2 separate regions of the Homo sapiens genome follow, and region 2 is linked to region 1. Evidence: chromatin loops called from intact Hi-C (ENCODE). Cell type or tissue: PC-9. All regions are shown on one strand.

The links. A loop is a pair of places that touch in the nucleus more often than their neighbours do. Peaks named below come from ENCODE experiments on the same cell type or tissue, not always from the same donor. Only the 100,000 strongest peaks of a DNase experiment are listed, where the experiment ranks them.
Region 2: a loop joins it to region 1, with 27 times the contacts of the local background. A loop is called at or near these places in 2 of 110 quality-filtered maps.

What each region holds. Positions count from the first base shown.
Region 1 is chrX:131,707,824-131,712,823 of GRCh38, reverse strand. It overlaps FIRRE (firre intergenic repeating RNA element), which reads left to right. Exons shown (of 10, transcript NR_152876.1): 9 at 1,104-1,173. Among named protein-coding and RNA genes, the nearest start is that of FIRRE, 120 kb to the left of the region's middle. RefSeq lists an enhancer at 1,569-1,863. In PC-9, no CTCF peak of the experiment used is centred here; DNase peaks (open chromatin) are centred at 1,623 and 2,183.
Region 2 is chrX:132,620,210-132,625,209 of GRCh38, reverse strand. No RefSeq gene overlaps it. Among named protein-coding and RNA genes, the nearest start is that of HS6ST2-AS1, 45 kb to the left of the region's middle. In PC-9, no CTCF peak of the experiment used is centred here; a DNase peak (open chromatin) is centred at 2,809.

The sequences.
Region 1 (5,000 bases):
GTCCCTGCAATGATTAAACACTAATGGAAGGCTGCCTTCCCTAGTCCATGACCGGCGCTGGAGTTTTGGGTCCATGGATAAAACGTGTCTCCTTTGTCTCTACCAGAAAATGAAAGGAATTGAAATTAAGAGAAGGGAGAGATTAAAGTGTGGCACCAAGATTGAAAGGAGAAAGAGGTTGAGGGATAGTGAGGGAGGTTGGAGAAGTGAGTAAAAAGAGGCCGCTTACCCGATTTAAAATTGGTGAGATGTTCCTTGGGCTAGTTGGTCTGAGGACCTGAGGTTGTAAGTGGATCTTTTTCATGGAGCAAAGAGCAGGAGGACAAGGGATTGATATCCCAAGGGAGGTCCCCTGATCCGAGTCATGGCACAAAATTTCATGCACGTCCGTGTGAAGAGACCACTAAACAGGCTTTGTGTGAGCAACATGGCTGTTTATTTCACCTGGGCGCAGGCGGGCTGAGTCTGAAAAGAGAGTCAGGGAAGGGAGATAAAGGTGGGGCTGTTTTATAGGATTTGGGTAGATAAAGGAAAATTATAGTCAAAGGGGAGTTGTTCTCTGGCGGGCAGAGTCGGGGTCACAAGGTGCTCCAAGGTGCTCAGTAGGGGAGCTTTTTGAGCCAGGATGAGCCAAGAAAAGGAATTTCACAAGACAATGTCATCAGTTAAGGCAGGAACAGGCCATTTTCACTTCTTTTGTGGTGGAATGTCATCAGTTAAGGCAGGAACCGGCCATCTGGATGTGTACGTGCAGGTCACAGGGGATATGATGGCTTAGCTTGGGCTCAGAGGCCTGACAGAGGGTCAGGACAAGAACCACATGGCCTGGTGCTTAGCTTTGCTATTCTCCAAGACCTTAGGGGTAAACATTTGTTGTTGCTTTTTTGTTTGTTTGTTTCCGTAGGCATGGATCCCTGAGGTCTGTCCCTAATATTACAAGACAATTCGATATCACAATAAAACCCTTCAGATATGATGCTGAGTGAAAAAGCAGAAAGGGAAAGACTTGGTTGTGCGGATACTGAGTTCTTTTTCTTTTCTTTTCTTTTTTTCTTTCTTTTTCTTTTCTTTTTTTTGAGCCCGACTCTTATTCTGTCACCCAGGCTGGAGTGCACTGGAGCAATCCTGGCTGGCCAATACTGAGTTCTTGAAAACAGGAGATGCTTGATGAGGGTGAGTGGATTAGATCTCAGTTTAATATCCGATGGGGCCAGACGCGGTGGCTCACACCTGTAATCCCAGAACTTTGGGAGGCCGAAGTGGGTGGATCACCTGAGGTCAGGAGTTCACGACCATCCTGGTCAACATGGTGAAACCCGTCTCTACTAAAAATACAAAAACTAGCCGGGCGTGGTGGTGCGTCCCTGTAATCCCAGCTACTTGGGAGGCTGAGGCAGGAGAGTTACTTGAACCCGGGCGGCGGAAGTTTCCGTGAGCCAAGACTGAGCCACTGCACTTCAGCCTGGGCAACAAGTGCGAAACTCCGTCTGTGAAAAGAAAAAACAAAAACAAAAAAAACAATGGAAGCCAAAAGCAAAATGCCAAGAGTGGAATACATTTATGCAAGTTGAGCAAAAATGTTAGATAGTTTTAGTTTCTGTTGTCTTTGTCCCTTCATGGCATTTTTTTCAAACGTGATGGGCGGGAGAGGAGCGCCTAGCGCTACTTGGCTTTTCTGGGACAATACTGCCATCATGCGGAAGTAGTTTCATAGCATCCGAAGCCGTGAGCATTTCCTCCACGTAAACCCTAGCCGTCGCGGAAGGAAAAGCCAGTGGAGGCTGAACAGGCCCAAGACACAAGTTGGCATTCCTACCCTTTTCTCTGAGGCCTGGCACAATCAATGGACAAATGCAAAGTCTTAGTGAAGTATCTGGTGAGTGAGGGACCAGGACTGAGCTAGCTGCTTCCAGGAAGCAAGAATGTAATGGAAAGCCTAAGCAATTATCTAAGCCCACAAGCCAGGATTATCTGTGACTTTATAAGTTCATGGGAATGTCTTTTCTCATACTAGGACACTGATGGTAATCTCAGTTCTCTCAAGGAGGGCAGATAGGTGGCTCTTTTCCGTTGGACATTCCCTGAGAATGATGGCATTTTTTAGTCCTGAGGAAACCAGTATTTATCTCATTCTAGCGAGCGTTCTGTGTACCAGCTTCAAAGCTAGTTCTTCATGAAGATATCCACCCTTAGGTGTGGAGACCTCCAGATACTCCATGACTCATAATTGAAAAATCAACAAGGGTGGCTAAAATTGTATGGGTGACTTGTTCCCCATGACATTCTTTTTCATTGTTTGTTATCTCAGTATCTGAATCTTTTAAAAAAGGATGTAATATTAGTCTGGTACTGTAGTGTGACCTTCCAGTGCTTCAAGATCTTCTTCAGGTAGGACTTCTCCTGGCCTCTGAAGATTCAGGCAGGCATTCCAGGGTAAGGGACCTGGCTTTTGTGACATCCTTGACTGTACCTAGCTCTCCCTCAAGCTGGTTAGAGTTGATTGATGGTCTGTAGACATAGATGCTATTGGCATTCAGGAATGTTTTAAAGATTCGGCCAGGCCCGGTGGCTCATGCCTGCAATCCTAGCAGTTTGGGAGGCTGAGGCAGGTGGATTGCTTGAGCTCAGGAGTTTGAGACCAGCTTGGGTAACATGGTGAAGCTCTGTCTGTATAAAAATCCCCACAAAATTAGCTGGGCACGGTAGTGCCTGCCCATAATCCCAGCTACTTAGGAGGCTAAGCTGGGGGGATTGCTTGAGCCCTGCAGGTCAAGGTTGCAGTGGGCAACAGTGCACTTCTTCCTGGGAGACAAAGTGAAACCCTGTCTCAAAACAAAACAAAACAAAACAAAAATAGAAGTGTCTTAACGACCCTCTGGGAAGCATTTCTCAATGACCCCCATTCCTGGAAATGACAAAATGACATCTAGACTCCCCACGCTGTTTCACCTAACGTAGACTTAGATATCTGCTAGATCAAGGGTCTCCAGTTCCTGGGCCACGGACCTGTACTGTTCTGTGGTCTCTTAGGAACTGGGCTGCATAGCAGGAGGTGAGCGTGGAGCAGGCAAAGTTTCACTGATATTTAAAGCCACTCCCCATCGTTTGCATTACCGCCTGAGTTCCACCTCTTGTCAGCATTGGCAACATTAGAGTCTCATAGGAGCATGAATCCTATTGTGAACTGTTCATGCAAGGATCTAGGTTGGGCTATCCTTATGAAAATCTAATGCCTGATGATCTGTCACTGTCTCTCATGACCCCCAGATGGGATCATCTAGTTGCAGGAAAACAAGGCTCAGGGTGCCTACTGATTCTACATTATGGTGAGTTGTATAATTATTTCATTATATATTACAGTGTAATAACAATAGAAATAAAGTGCATGATTAATGTAGTGAGCTTGAATCTAACTGAAACCATCCCCAACCTTGGACTGTGCAAAATTTATCTTCCACAAAACCGATCCCTGATGCTAAAAAGGCTGGGGACTGCTAAACTACCTCCTGGAGAAATAGCTTGGTCTGACCATTTTTGTGGAAGAGAGCAGCCCTACATATGAGACAGTGTCCCATATCTGAAGCAGTTATAGTAGGTCGCTAGTCAGATATGAGCAGGGCAGGAGAGGGCTCTTGCCGACCCACTGGGAATGTCAGCTGACCATCAGGCGGTAGTCAAACAGTTGTCACACTGCCTCTCTAAAATAATAATGTTTTAAGTTAGGTAGAAAAATCTGAAGGTTTGAACACTTATGGAAGGCTTGTGACAAATTAATTGTAAATGAAATTCTGTGTGTGAACATATTAGCTAAAGTTAAAGGGGTACTATTTAATTTTTCCATAAATTGAACATTGGAATAAAAGTACAACAGAGTTGGCTGGGCATGGTGGCTCACACCTGTAATCCTAGCACTTTGGGAGGCTGAGGCAGGTGGATCACGAGGTCAGGGGTTCGAGACCAGCCTGACCAACATGGTGAAACCCCATCTCTATTAAAAATACAAAAATTAGCTGGGTGTGGTGGCGGGCGCCTGTAATCCCAGCTACTCAGGAGGCTGAGGCAGGAGAATTGCTTGAACCTGGAAAGTGGAGGTTGCAGTGAGCCGAGATAGCACCATTACACTCCAGCCTGGGCGACAGAGCAAGACTCCGTCTCAAAAAAAAAAAAAAAAAGTACAACAGAGTTTTCTTACAGCACTAATTTGCTCTTTAACAAAAATTGGCAAAGAATTATAAAAGATTTATAAGAATCTTACCTTATGGTCAGACATTAAAATTGGATAGATTTGTCCATAAGGTTTCATTAAGATTTGGGTTTGACATCAATAGTGCACTAATACAATGGTGAAATTTGGCTTTCTCTCTTGAACAAGATTTTCATGTGATATTAAGAAATGATGAAAGATTTTTGTTTGCCTTTTGAATAAACTGTAGGAAGAAGAAGGGAAAGAAAAAAAGACAGATTGTTTGGAGAGCTAAGTCTCCCTCTTAATGAGTAAAGGTTTTTTCCGTTTTAAAACATTTTGAGTTATTGTTTTGGCTAATTAAATGACTCATGGTGACCTGGGATTTGATTTTATAATATCAAGTGTTTTAAACCATTGATATTTGACAAAGCTTCCAAAATTAAATTATAAATTATATTTTTTTCTGACATAATTACTAGTTTAGATATTAAGTCCTCTGAAGTCCAAACATGATATATTTGGCCTATTTGGTATAACAATCATACAGTAAACACTGTCAACTATGAAATGGTGTTTGGCTTTCTTTGGGTTGTGTTTGTATAAATATATTAGCGGTTGAAGTTATCTGTGCTACCAGCGTTGAATCCAAACAGGTCTGGAGCAACCTCGATTCCTGCCTTCTGAGAAGAAAGAATCCGACTGAGGGGCATAAGGCAGAAGAAGAGACCAAGGAAAGTTTTAGAGCAGGAGTGATGTTTATTCAAAAGCTTTAGAGCAGAAATGAAAAGAAAGTAAAGTACACTTGGAAGAGGGC
Region 2 (5,000 bases), 910 kb before region 1:
GATTATGGGGATTACAATTCAAGATGAGATTTGGGTGGGGACAAAAAGTCTAACCATATCAGCTTACATGGTTTTGCCTGTCAACTGCTTCTTGATCAATATTTGGGCTGCCAAAGGGCCTGATTGTATAAAGATCCTACACCCCCTTGGGAGGATCTGTGAACAGGAACATAAAGTCCAAGAACTTGAAATATTTCAGAAATAAAGTTTGGTTCCCTTTTCCCCTGAGGAGGGTAGGTACTCATGGAGAGCAGGGCGCTCTAACTGTAGTGGAGAAAAGATAGGAAACCTGCTAAGGAAATGAGCTATTGAGGCAGCCCAGGGAGGAGCTAAAATGAAGAAACAACGAATTGGCTCGGTTCCTCAGGACTTAATTAGGATTCTCAATAGGGGTGATAACCAAGTACAACCAGAACTACCTTTGGGTGATGGGTCTAATAAAGCTGTCACAATGGGAAGGATGGTTTCCTTCCATGGGTGGAGTACGGGGGTAAAAAGAAGCATAAAACTTGCATGCTGGGTCTGAGTCACAGAAGAGAACCACAGAATATTCCAGGTTGGCGATGTGCAACCCACAGCTTTCTTGCATTCATTGACCTGAAGACACTGCTTTTGACACTGAAAGTTGGGAAAGGGGAGACAGCATATTCCTTTTGCACAAATGGCCATCAGAGGTGGACTGGAAGTTTCTTCTCTCTTGTCTTCTCTAGAGATTGAACCAAGCAAAGAAACAAAAGCCGAGTACTTTGTAGAAAGTTCTAGCAAAAACACAGAGTATGCTGACTCTGAAAGTAACCCTCTGGGACTGTGGAATAAGGCAACTCAAATCTCTCACTTGGCAAGAATGAGGCCGCCTGACAGTTTTAAGTGTCCAAGGAATTTGATCAACACCTCACAATTTCCAAGGTACATCCCTCAGACCTTCACAAATGGGCAAAGCCCTCAGAACTTCAGGAGAAAACTATCCTGAAAACAAAGCAAATGAGCTGTTTCTCAGTACAAATGGCACTGTTCTGAGCAGCTAGAGCAGGGTCCAAAAACTACTGTCCTGGGGCCAAATGCAGCCCTCTGCCTGCTTTTGTAAATATAGTATTATTGGAACACAGCACGCCCATTTCTTTGCATATTTTCCCTGGCTGCTCTCATGCAACAGTGGCAGGAGTCGTTGCAACAGAGATCTTATGGCCCCAAAAGCCTAAAATACTTATTTTCTTGCCCCCCAAAGAAAAAGTTGGTCAGCCCTGGAACGAGAGAGCAGATCAAAATTTCCTAAGTATTGAAAACTTGGCGGAGTTTATAATGACCCCAGAGTCTGAGAGAATAAAAGGATGTGATTCAAACAACATACTTTCCAATACCATATCACCACAAACAACATTTACTGAGTACCTACTATGTGAGAGTCACTGCTTTTAGGCCTGAAAGCACGGGAGAACCTGGTCTTTTCTCTCAGGATTGCAGAAATCCCAGCCACATGCTGTGTCAGTAATTATAGGTGAGAGCTTAATTAGTTCTTCATTAGTCTTACATAGCTGATGCCTGCCAGTTCCTTGGAGTGTGTGCGTGTGTGTATGTGTTTTATCACATGCTTTTAAAAATTAAAACAATATATAAGTATGTAAAGTAAAAAGTGAAATTACCTATACAACTCCCACTTCCCCAAAATAACTACTGTGATTATGATTTCCTCCAGACCTCCTTGTCCTAGCCACATTCAAATCTGCTATCTCTCCCCCTCCCCCTTCCCTCCTGCTCTTCCTCCAACCCAACCGCACACACAAACACATATATTTATTTAAAAGGATAAAACCATATTGTTCTCATTGTTACCTGATTTCTTTTTTTTTTTATGAAAAAGTTCAGCAGTGTATCATGGATTCCCTTCCAAAACAGGAATATAGTGGATGGTTTATCCCAACAAAATTGATTACTGCTGATGTTATAGGTTGAGAGTATAGACTCTATATGCATGCTGCCTGGGTTTGAATCCCAGCTCCACCATTTACCAGCTCTGTGACCTTGAGAAAGTCTCTAACCTCTCCATGCCTCAGTTTCTTCACCTATAAATGGAGAAAATAAAAGCTGTAACTTCAGAGAGTTGTTGTGAGGATTAAATGAGTTAGTATCTGTAAAGCACTTAACACTGTGCCTGATATAGAATAAACTTTACTTTTCATTTTTATTTTTTTAGAGACAGACTCTCACTCTGTCACTGAGGTCAGAGTGCAGTGGTGTGATCATAGTTCATAGCAGCCTCAACCTCTTGAGCTCAACTGATCCTTCAGCCTCAGCCTCTCGAGTAGCTGGGACTACAGGTGCACGCTACCACTGCCAGCTAATTTTTTACAATTTTAGTAGAGATAAGGTCTCATTATGTTGCCCAGGCTGATCTGGAACTCCTGAGCTCAATCCTCCCACCATGGCCTCCCAAAGTTCCGAGATTACAGGCATGATAAAATAAACTTTATATGTGTTTGATAGTATTATAATAATCATTATTACTGTTATTAGCATAAGGACTAGATGTCTGCTGAATTCCTATATCTTCAGTAGCTAAAGACTGACTCTGAGATCAAGAATTAAAAATATTTGCAAGAAAAAGAGTATATTTCCTGTTGTGACTAATTTAAGGAAACCTTTCTAAAAAATAAAACAAATGTGTTTCAAATGTAACATAATCAAATGTATAAAGACTTATCTTAAAGTTTACTTCTGAGCTTCGAATGCAGCCAGTGACAGAAACATTCTGAAAGATGTAACCCACAAAATGCCAAGTGAGTCACAGATTCTCTCTCCAGCAATGAAAAGGCATTATCTGGTGTCTCTGGCTGATTGGGGACCTACTTTATCACACTTAGCCAAGGATGACTCACTTCCAGCCCCGCCCGTTTCCCACTCATCTCTCCACCCAATATTGCTGGAGTATGGGCTTGTCTGCCTGATGAGATCTGCGAGGACCCCAAAGGTCTAGCTGCTTCCCTTATGGGCCTAGCTTGGTGCCTGGAATGCCTACACTCCAAGGTTCTCTTCTGTGGGTGAAAGGAGCATGTCCAGAAGACCCTATTAAGATGCATTTATGCCACCTAGGAGGGAGGAGAGAGAGTAACCCATTAAAAGTTAGCACATATTAGTTTTCAAATTAGTAGTCACAGAGGGCCCTCGGGGAATGGGACACACAGGGCTTGTAAATTCAGCTAGCTCACTTTACTTAAACAAAAAAAAAAAAAAAAAAAAAAAAGAAGAAAAATGAACTTCTGCATTTATCCAATTTGAATTTTTAAATTTTAGTCCTATTGCCTTAAGGACAGAATAAGGTTCAATAATCTTCATCAAATCTCATTAAGTTGTACAAATTCTATTTTCATTATGCCTGGTTCAATCTTGTGACTTCACTAATATTAGTAAGATTTAATGATGCCTAACTGGGCCTAAGAAAAGTTTAACAGTTTTTGTGACTTAAAAATGCTCTACTGGATTTCATGTAACTTATAAGGACCTGAGAAGAACAGTCAAGTCTTAAAAGAGAGTGCTACACCATAGCTTGATAGGACCTAACCAGCCAACTAGAGCCAATCTTAATCAGCCTTTTCATGGATTCATCCAAAACACAAGATTGCTTTTTTTTTTCTCAGTCCTGAAGGCGGTCTTCTGTCCCTGAAACTACCTAGAGTAGGATTACATGTTCATCAAGGCCCTTGAGACCATATGGCAAAGACATTATGAATTCGGTCAAAAAGATGGATTCTGGCTTCACAAGGCTGAACACATAGGAAGGAAGTTGAAATAAGGAGCCTGAACACTGATTAGTTAAGATGAATAGCATTTATCAAGGATAAGCTTGAAGGCTGGGCACTGTGGCTCATGCCTGTAATCCCTGTAATTCCAATACTTTGGGAGGCTGAGTGGGGAGGATCACTTGAACCCAGGAGTTCGAGACCAGCCCAGGTAACATGGCGAAACCTCTCTCTACAATATAGATAAAAATTAGCTGGGCATGGTATTGTGTGCCTGTAGTCTCAGCTACTCAGGAGGCCGAGTCAGGAGGATTATGTAAACCTGGGAGGTCAAGGTTGCAGTGAGCTGTGATTGTGCCACTGCACTCCAGCCTGGGTGACAAAGAGAGACCGAGACCCTGTCTCAAAAAAAAAAAAAAAATGGCTTGACCTAAGAAGCACTAACAAGCATCAGTAAGTTGTCCAGTTTCCCATCCCTTCCCAGTGTCCACATGCTTTCTCCAAACTCCCAGGACCTTGGCATATTCCCAGCACTCCCACTCTAAGGCAGGTTTGTATGTAGCCCACCTGGATGGTCCCAATGTCTTCTTAACTATCCTTCTGTCTTCAGCCTCTTTCTTGATCACCGGGCTCATCTTCCTAAAACTTTCTCAGAACAGAAGCTATGAGCCTGTGGCTTCAGAATCCTCCCTGATGTGGTTCAGAAATGCAGATTCTCTAGGCCGCACTGCAGATGATCTGAATCAGAATCTCCCACCTCAGCCTCCCAAGTAGCTGGGACCACAGGGGCAAGCCACCACACCTGGATAATTTTATTTTGTGTTGAGACAGGGTCTTACTATGTTGGCCAGGCTGGTCTCAAAATCCCGGGCTCAAGTGATCCTCCCACCTTGGCTTCCCAACGTGCTGGGATTACAGGCATGAGCTGCCAACCCTGGCCTGGAAGCATTTATTTACCTAGCTCTAGCTTGCTGATCTAGCGTCCAGCTTCTGGTAACTTGATTTCTGTCTTGTAGCCCATTCATTTGACAAACCTGTGTTGAGCACTTTACTGTGAGTTAGGGCCAGTGAAACAGGAAGCCAGGAGGGAGGTCAGAGAATACTTATTAAGGAAGTGATTCCCAGCTGTATCCCTTTCCTGGGGCCAAGAGCCCTGCTCTAACCCCCTCCCCCCATGAATGAAACAACCTGGTGTTGAATCTCCAGCTGTCTCCTGCCTTCTTGAATCTTGAATCTGCCTTCTTGAATGTCCAGTTGTCTCCTGCT